3 separate regions of the Homo sapiens genome follow, and regions 1 and 2 are each linked to region 3. Evidence: chromatin loops called from intact Hi-C (ENCODE). Cell type or tissue: endothelial cell of umbilical vein. All regions are shown on one strand.

Evidence for each region. Hi-C counts contacts between places; a loop is a spot of excess contacts. Peaks named below come from ENCODE experiments on the same cell type or tissue, not always from the same donor. Only the 100,000 strongest peaks of a DNase experiment are listed, where the experiment ranks them.
Region 1: a loop joins it to region 3, with 3 times the contacts of the local background. A loop is called at or near these places in 7 of 110 quality-filtered maps.
Region 2: it touches region 3 in a loop (2.3-fold over the local background); 11 of 110 quality-filtered maps call a loop at or near these places.

The regions. Positions count from the first base shown.
Region 1 is chr16:2,918,340-2,920,839 of GRCh38, reverse strand. All of the region lies in intron 2 of FLYWCH1 (FLYWCH-type zinc finger 1), which reads right to left. Among named protein-coding and RNA genes, the nearest start is that of FLYWCH1, 7.7 kb to the right of the region's middle. In endothelial cell of umbilical vein, a CTCF peak has its summit at 977 (motif pointing right); a DNase peak (open chromatin) is centred at 999.
Region 2 is chr16:2,837,583-2,840,082 of GRCh38, reverse strand. It overlaps LOC124903628 (a long non-coding RNA gene), which reads right to left. Exons shown (of 2, transcript XR_007064946.1): 2 at 507-1,707. It also overlaps the pseudogene PRSS30P. Among named protein-coding and RNA genes, the nearest start is that of ZG16B, 8.5 kb to the right of the region's middle. In endothelial cell of umbilical vein, a CTCF peak has its summit at 1,038; a DNase peak (open chromatin) is centred at 1,002.
Region 3 is chr16:2,775,970-2,778,469 of GRCh38, reverse strand. ELOB (elongin B) reads left to right here and starts at 1,190. Exons shown (of 4, transcript NM_007108.4): 1 at 1,190-1,233; 2 at 1,343-1,477. The coding sequence starts at 1,231. RefSeq lists enhancers at 1-212, 860-999 and a silencer at 1,070-1,199. In endothelial cell of umbilical vein, no CTCF peak of the experiment used is centred here; DNase peaks (open chromatin) are centred at 889 and 1,109; H3K4me3 peaks cover 2,269 bases; H3K27ac peaks cover 1,184 bases.

The DNA.
Region 1 (2,500 bases), 140 kb before region 3:
GCCAGGCGTTGTGGCTCACGCCTGTAATCCTAGCACTTCGGGAGGCCAAGGTGGGCAGATCACCTGAGGTGGGGAGTTTGAGACCAGCCCGACCAACATGGAGAAACCCCGTCTCCACTAAAAATACAAAAATAGCCAGGCATGGTGGCATATGCCTGCAATCCCAGCTACTCGGGAGGCTGAGGCAGGAGCTCACGCTATTGCACTCCAGCCTGGGCAACAAGAGCAAAACTCCATCTCAAAAAAACAAAAACAAACAAACAAACAATGGTCAGAATGACTCAGATTCCAAGGGTCTCTTGGTGGAAAAGTGTTTTTTTTTTTTTTTAAGACAGAGTCTCACGGCCACCCAGGCTGGAGTGCAATGGCGTAATCTTAGCTCACTGCAACCTCCGCCTCCTGGGTCAAGCGATTCTCAGGCCTCAGCCTCCTGAGTAGCTGGGATTATAGGCACCTGAAACCACACATGGCTAAATTTTGTTTTGTATTTTTAGTAGAGATGGAGTTTCACCATTTTGGCCAGGCTGGTCTCGAACTCCTGGCCTCTAGTTACCTACCTGCCTCCTAAAGTGCTGGGATTACAGGTGCTCTACTAAACATCAGAAGCTTCTTGTTCTTGGGTTTGGTTTACTCATCAAAGAAGGGGTGGCATGCATTATATGTTGTGAAATTTTCTAAGTTCTAATATCATATTCTAAAAATATATAGAAACTATTTCAGAATGTTAAGACTATAATACTAAAATGACCCCTAATCCTGCCACTCAAATGCACAACTACTTCCATTGTTGAACTAATGCCTTTAAGGCGCTTGCTTTTCTGTAGCACACACTGCGTTCAATCATGTCTGCTACTGTATCCCCCTCGAGAGCAGGAAGCCCCCACCAGAGGCCACCTGGAGTCTTTCCAAAGGACCATTACATAAGGCAGGACCACCCGTCACGGGGGAAGCGCAAATTTAAATCCTCAGCAGCAATACTCCATATGGCCACAAGATGGTGGTGTTGCTCCTGAAATGTTCCTATTGCCTTGGTAAAATTACACGGGTGGCAATGTTTTCAAACAAGAATTTGGAAATTTTTCCAAGTTGGAAAAAAAATTCAAGAGGATTTCCAAAATGTTATATTTACAAAAAGTAGTACTTCGAGCTGGGCATGGTGGTGCGTATGTGTAGTCCCAGCCACTTGGGAGGTTGTGGCAGGAAAATGGCTTGAGCCCAGGAGTTTGAAGCCAATCTGGGCAACATCACATGACCCCATCTCAAGAAACAAAAAATAGGCCAGACGCGGTGGCTCACGCCTGTAATCCCAGCACTTCGGCAGGCCAAGGCAGGCGGATCACGAGGTCAAGAGATCGAAACCATCCTGGCAAACATGGTGAAACCCCGTCTCTACTAAAAATACAAAAATTAGCTGGGTGTGGTGGCGCATGCCTGTAATCCCAACTACTCGGGAGGCTGAGGCAGGAGAATCGCTTGAACCCAGGGGGCAGAGGTTGCAGTGAGCCGAGACCATACCACTGTACTCCAGCCTGGGAGACAAAGCAAGACTCCGTCTCAAAAAAAAAAAAAGAAACAAAAAATTAAAACAAATGAATAAATATACACGCATATATCAGAGAGCAGCTGGGTGTGGTGGCTCACGCCTGTAATCCCAGCACTTTGGGAGGCTGAGGTGGGTGGATCACAACGTCAGGAGATCGAGACCACCTTGGATAACATCTACTAAAACACAAAAGATTAATCAGGAGTGGTGGTGAGCACCTGTAATCCCAGCTACTTGGGAGGTGGAGGCAGAAGAATTGCTTTGGAGGTTGCAGTGAGCCGAGATCATGCCACTGCACTCCAGCCTGGGCAAAAGAGGGAGACTCTGCCTCAAAAAAGAAAAAAAAAGAAAGCAAAATCCAATTAACAAATTCAGTAAAGACTATCTTTCTAAACAAGTTTTTGTTTCCAAAAAAGACCAAAATATTACTTGGACAAGACACTACGTTCTAGCCCTCAATCCACTGGTCTTTCCTACTATTTCCTTTCTATTCTGGTCATATTTGTTATTCATTGGCGAATTTTATTTTACATGTTTATAACTTAAAAACATTTAAGGCCAGGCACGGTGGTTCACGCCTCTAATCCCAGCACTTTGGGAGGCCGAGGCAGGCGGATCACCTGAGGTCGGGAGTTTGAGACCAGCCTGACTAAAATGGAGAAACCCCGTCTCTACTGAAAATACAAAAATTAGATGGTCATGTTGGTGCATGCCTGTAATCCCAGCTATTCAGGAGGCTGAGGCAGAAGAGTCACTCGAAACCGGGAGGTGGAGGTTGCAGTGAGCCAAGATCCTGCCATTGCACTCCAGCCTGGGCAACAAGAGCAAAACTCCCTCTCAAAAAAAAAAAAGCCTGGCGCGGTGGCTCACGCCTGTAATCCCAGCACTTTAGAAGGCCAAGGCAGGCGGATCACGAGGTCAGGAGATCGAGACCATCCTGGCTAACACGGTGAAACC
Region 2 (2,500 bases), 62 kb before region 3:
TTTCTCCCCATGTCCCACACCTCAGGGTCTCCAGAGGGACCAGAGTCCTTGCCTAGCTCCTTGGCCTCAGCAGCAGATTCTCGAAGGCACTTGGGGCCCAGGTGTCTCCCTCAATGCAGACCTCATGGGGCCCTCCCTCTCTCTCCCCCAGGGTGACTCCGGGGGGCCGCTGGTCTGCCCCATCAATGATACGTGGATCCAGGCCGGCATTGTGAGCTGGGGATTCGGCTGTGCCCGGCCTTTCCGGCCTGGTGTCTACACCCAGGTGCTAAGCTACACAGACTGGATTCAGAGAACCCTGGCTGAATCTCACTCAGGCATGTCTGGGGCCCGCCCAGGTGCCCCAGGATCCCACTCAGGCACCTCCAGATCCCACCCAGTGCTGCTGCTTGAGCTGTTGACCGTATGCTTGCTTGGGTCCCTGTGAACCATGAGCCATGGAGTCCGGGATCCCCTTTCTGGTAGGATTGATGGAATCTAATAATAAAAACTGTAGGTTTTTTATGTGTATTTTATGTCTTTGCTTTTCTAGTAATTCATTTTTATTGTTCTTTACAAAAACATCTGGCTGTGGTAGGTTGGGAGAGCATGGTGCCTGCCCCGGACATTGTCTGCGGGACACCTTCATCGTTAGGGTCACAGCGTCCAGGCTTGCTCAGGACGGTCTTGGGCGATGTCTGTCCCGTGTAGTTAGATAGGATCCCTGTCCCTCTCAAAAAGTGTCCCAAAAGTGGGAGTAAGAGTTATATAGTCACTGTGACTCAGCCAGTGCAAGAGCTGGAGCTCCTTGAAGCCCACAGATTTTCAGTCTCAGGCATCCTTGTGTGGTTGCCATGGCCACCAGGTGTCCAATAATAGGCCTTGTTCTCCCAGCTCCGGCCCACGGAGTGTCCATACCTTCCCCCACCACCCTGCCCGCTGCTGACTGCAGCCAGTGGGGGCCCTGGGGCCTGTCCCAGGCATGAGCAAGGTCCTTGGGCGCTGTCCCAGGCATGAACAGGGGCTTTGAGGCCGTCGCCAGCGTGGTGGGCAGCGCCCTCTGCCTGTGTCTTAGACGCATGGCCAGAGCAGTGCCTGGTAGCGCCAGCTCCACACTTGCAGGGAGGGATCCATTTGGAAGTTCGCATCTGGTGTCAGTTTCCCTGTGAGACACGGTGGTCGGGCTTTCACTCCAGTTTGGCGCCAGGTCTGGGGGAAGGACCGTCTGCTTGGGTGGGGCGCAGTCGGGCCAGCCTTTGTCCCAGCGCCACTCGCCTGCCCTGGAGGTGGCTGTCAGGAGCACCCCAAGGAGGAGAGGGGCTTTGAGGTCGCAGGTGAGTGGGCAGTGGAGCCGTCACCCTGACGCCTCAGCCCTCCCCGGGGGCACCCTCAGCTGGGTGGCCTCTTAGAAAATTTAGGTTGTTTTGCTGCCCTAGAAGACTGGATGCTCTAGAATCATCTCTCCTTTTGCTGTGGGCCCACCTTCATAGGGTCCTGTTGTCCCGTGACGGCCTCGCCTCCTTCCAACTCCTCTGCCTTCATCCCAGGGTGGACGGTGTCCTGGAGGGACTCATCGGATCCGCCAGGAGCTCAGCGTCCTGGGTAGAGGTTTCTGGCCTCTCAGCTTCTCTGTTTTGTCTCACAACTTTCTCTTGCTAATCACTTTCATGCATCAGTTTGCGAATGGATTCTCCAGCTCTTCACTCATAAATAACTCCTTCCAGAAATCTAGTGAGGAGGGAAAGTGAAGGATTAAAACAAAATCCTCACTTCTGGATTTCTGCTTTAATGTTAGAGTTGGCAGCCCTCCGTCACATAGGCCTGAAGCACCAAGGATGTCTCAGAAGCACTCAGCCTCCCTCCTTGCATATCAGCCCCTTCAGTTTCTCTCTCCTTTTTTCTTTTGTGACAGGGTCTTGCTCTATTGCCCAGGCTGGAGTGCAGTGGCTCAATCTCAGCTCATTGCAGCCTCGACCTCCTGGGCTTAAGCGATCCTCCCACCTCAGCCTACCTGGGAGTACATGTGCACACCACCATGCTCGGCTAATTTTTGTATTTTTAGTAGAGACAGGGTTTCACCATGTTGCCCAGGCTGGTCTTGAACTTCTGACCTCAAGTGATCCGCCTGCCCCAGCCTCCCAAAGTGCTGGGATGACAGGCGTGAGCCACCGTGCCCAAGGACCCCCCCCAGTCTCTTCCCCAGATGACCTTGACCAGGGCTGCTGTGCCATCAGCCCTGTGCCAGGATCCACTCCCATCCAGGAGGCCCCTGTCCAGGCTGTGTGCCTGTCTGTGTGTGGATGTGTCTGTGTGTGGGTGTGTATTTATGTGTGTTTGTGTGTGCCTGTGTGTGGATGGGTGTGGGTGTACTTTTATGTGCATGTGTGTGTGTGTGTACATACGTGTTTGTGTATTTGTGTATGTGTCTGCGTCTCTGTATGTGTCTCTGTGGGGTAGGTGTGTGTATGTGTATGTGTCTGTGTGTGTGGGTGTGTGTGTCTGTGGGTATTTGTGTGTCTGT
Region 3 (2,500 bases):
GAGCGGGGGTAGGGGCTGCAGTGAACCGCAGTGAAGGAAGTCACACGAGGGAAGGGACTTTGGAGGACTCCCCAGGGAGGAGCCACATTCCACAAGTCAAAAGTAGCAATAACTAGAATTACAGCTTAGAAAACACAAATGCAGCGCTAAGACTTGCCGAGGTTCTACGCAGTTCAAAAACTGTTCCTCTCCCATCTACAACAGGAGGAAACTGGGCTTTGATGAGGTTAACGGCCCATGGCCACAGTCAGCAGCGGAGCCCAGGGCTGCTCCTTCGCCTCTCTAGATGCCGAGGCAAAAATCGCACCTCCACCTTCCACCCCTCTCTCAACAGCCCTCAAAGCGCAGCTCGGAGGACTGCAGGGCGGTTTGGCGTCCAGGGCCACCCTCTGGCTCATCTCTCCAACGCCGCCTCCGACACCCGCCCAGCACGACCCAGCCTGGGGTGTCTCTGCAAGGGAGAGGTCAAGTGGGGGGCCCTCACTCTCATGTAAATGTAACTTGGGGCGATGCAGGATAGTGTCCAGCATTCAGGAAACAGGGCCTTGGTGGAAAGAGCGGCCAGCCAGGAGAATCAAGTCTCTAGGCCTTTTCAGAGCCGAAATGCAGCCAAGCAGGAAGGCGGACAGGCGCCCAGGGCTCCTGGGGCAAGGAGCTGCCCCTTCCCTCCTCCTGCGAAGAGCGGTCGCCAACCGCTCCCGTGCCTCCTCTTCTAGCCCAAGGAGTTCGCCCGGGCCATCCCTAAGCCCAACAGCAGCCCCCAGGGCTCTTCACAGGTCATAAGCCCCTCTGAGCGGCGACAGTCCTCGCATCCAGCCCGGGTCAGGGAGCGGGGGTGACTGTCCCCAGCACGGCGGCCAGAAGACCCCAAATGCGGAGCCTGCCCAAGATGGCGGCCACGACTACGCCGCGACAAGACGGCCCCGAGCTCGGTGTGCCCGAGCTTGGAGCCCGCCGGACCGCACCAACACGGGGACCTCCCCTCTGCCAGTCCCAAGACGGCGCCACCGCCTCCAAAGGCCATGCCCGCCGTCGGGATGGCGGCCGCACGCCCCTCGATACCGCCCGCTTCCAGATCACTTAAAATGGCGGCGGCTGCGGGGCGGCACGGGGCGGGGCTGCGCCGGGGGAAGGGACGCGGCGCGGGGCATGCTGGGCCACGCGCGGGCTGCCGGGAACGGGGCGGAGCGCGGCTGCGCCGGCGCGTCGAGGGGAGAGGCAGCAGCCGCGATGGTGAGCGGGCGTGGGGGAGGGGCGGCCGGGCCGGGCCGGGGGCGGCGGGGGGCGGCTGGGCCGCGCGGGGGGCCCGGGCTTCGTGCTCACGCCGGCCCGCCGCCCCCAGGACGTGTTCCTCATGATCCGGCGCCACAAGACCACCATCTTCACGGACGCCAAGGAGTCCAGCACGGTGTTCGAACTGAAGCGCATCGTCGAGGGCATCCTCAAGCGGCCTCCTGACGAGCAGCGGCTGTACAAGGTGGGTCCCGCGGGCGGGCCGAGGGGAGCGGGTACCCGGCGCCGGGCACGGGGCTGACGCCTACGCTGTCCGCGATGTAAACAGTAGCGGCCGGCGACGCCTGCGGGCGCCCGAGCCGCGGGACTGGGACATCCGTTGTGCGGGTGAAGCGCGAGCTGCGCTCGCCGCGGGGATCTCCGGTCCGGGGGCGATGTTTAGACCTCGTGCCGGGCCCCGGGCGCCGAGGGCACCGTGGCATGCAACCCCTGCAACGGTATCGCCCGCGCCGTGCAGTTGACGAAATTGAGGTTCGGCTTGGTCGCTTAACCAGCCAAAGGTCATTGGCAGCGCCAGGGTTCGAACCACGACCCCTTAATCCCCACCCTTCTTCGCAGGCCCATCGGAATCACGCTGTCCCCCCGGACACTCCTTCGGGTGGAGGGTGGGGAACTCAGTGAATGCAAAGAAAGTCAGGTCCCACTCGTTCTTCACCAAGCAACCGTTTGTTATTACCTCCCGACCTCCTGCTGATGTCCTAGAAGCCCCCCTTTCCCCTTGCAAACGAACTGAGATTATTCAGTCAGAATGGCTTGGGGTTTGGGGTCTGCATTGGGGAGTCAGATGCATCAGCCTCTGATTTACGTCTCCCAACATTGTGAGGTTGTCGCCCAAGTGCATTGTTCAGATTCTAGAGCTGGAAACTGGGAAACTGACTTTTAGCTCCAGGCTCAGAGCCTCAGCTCCCATGGTCTCTAAAGGCCTTTCCTCACTCATAACTACTGGGACTTAGCAAATATTAAATGACCGTGCCTGTGCATGTCCCGTGTGCCACATGTCTACTTAGTGCTTTATGTTTCTTCCTAGCTCATTGAAACCCTCTGGTGGCCCTACGAATTGAGAATTCTGGTAATTCCTAGTTTACAGATGAGGAAACTTTGCATCAAAAGGCTCAACTACCAGCCAGCCGTGGTGGCATGGTCCTGTAGTCCCAGCTACTCTGAAGGCTGAGGCAGGAGAATTGCTTGAGCCCAGGAGTTCCAAGCT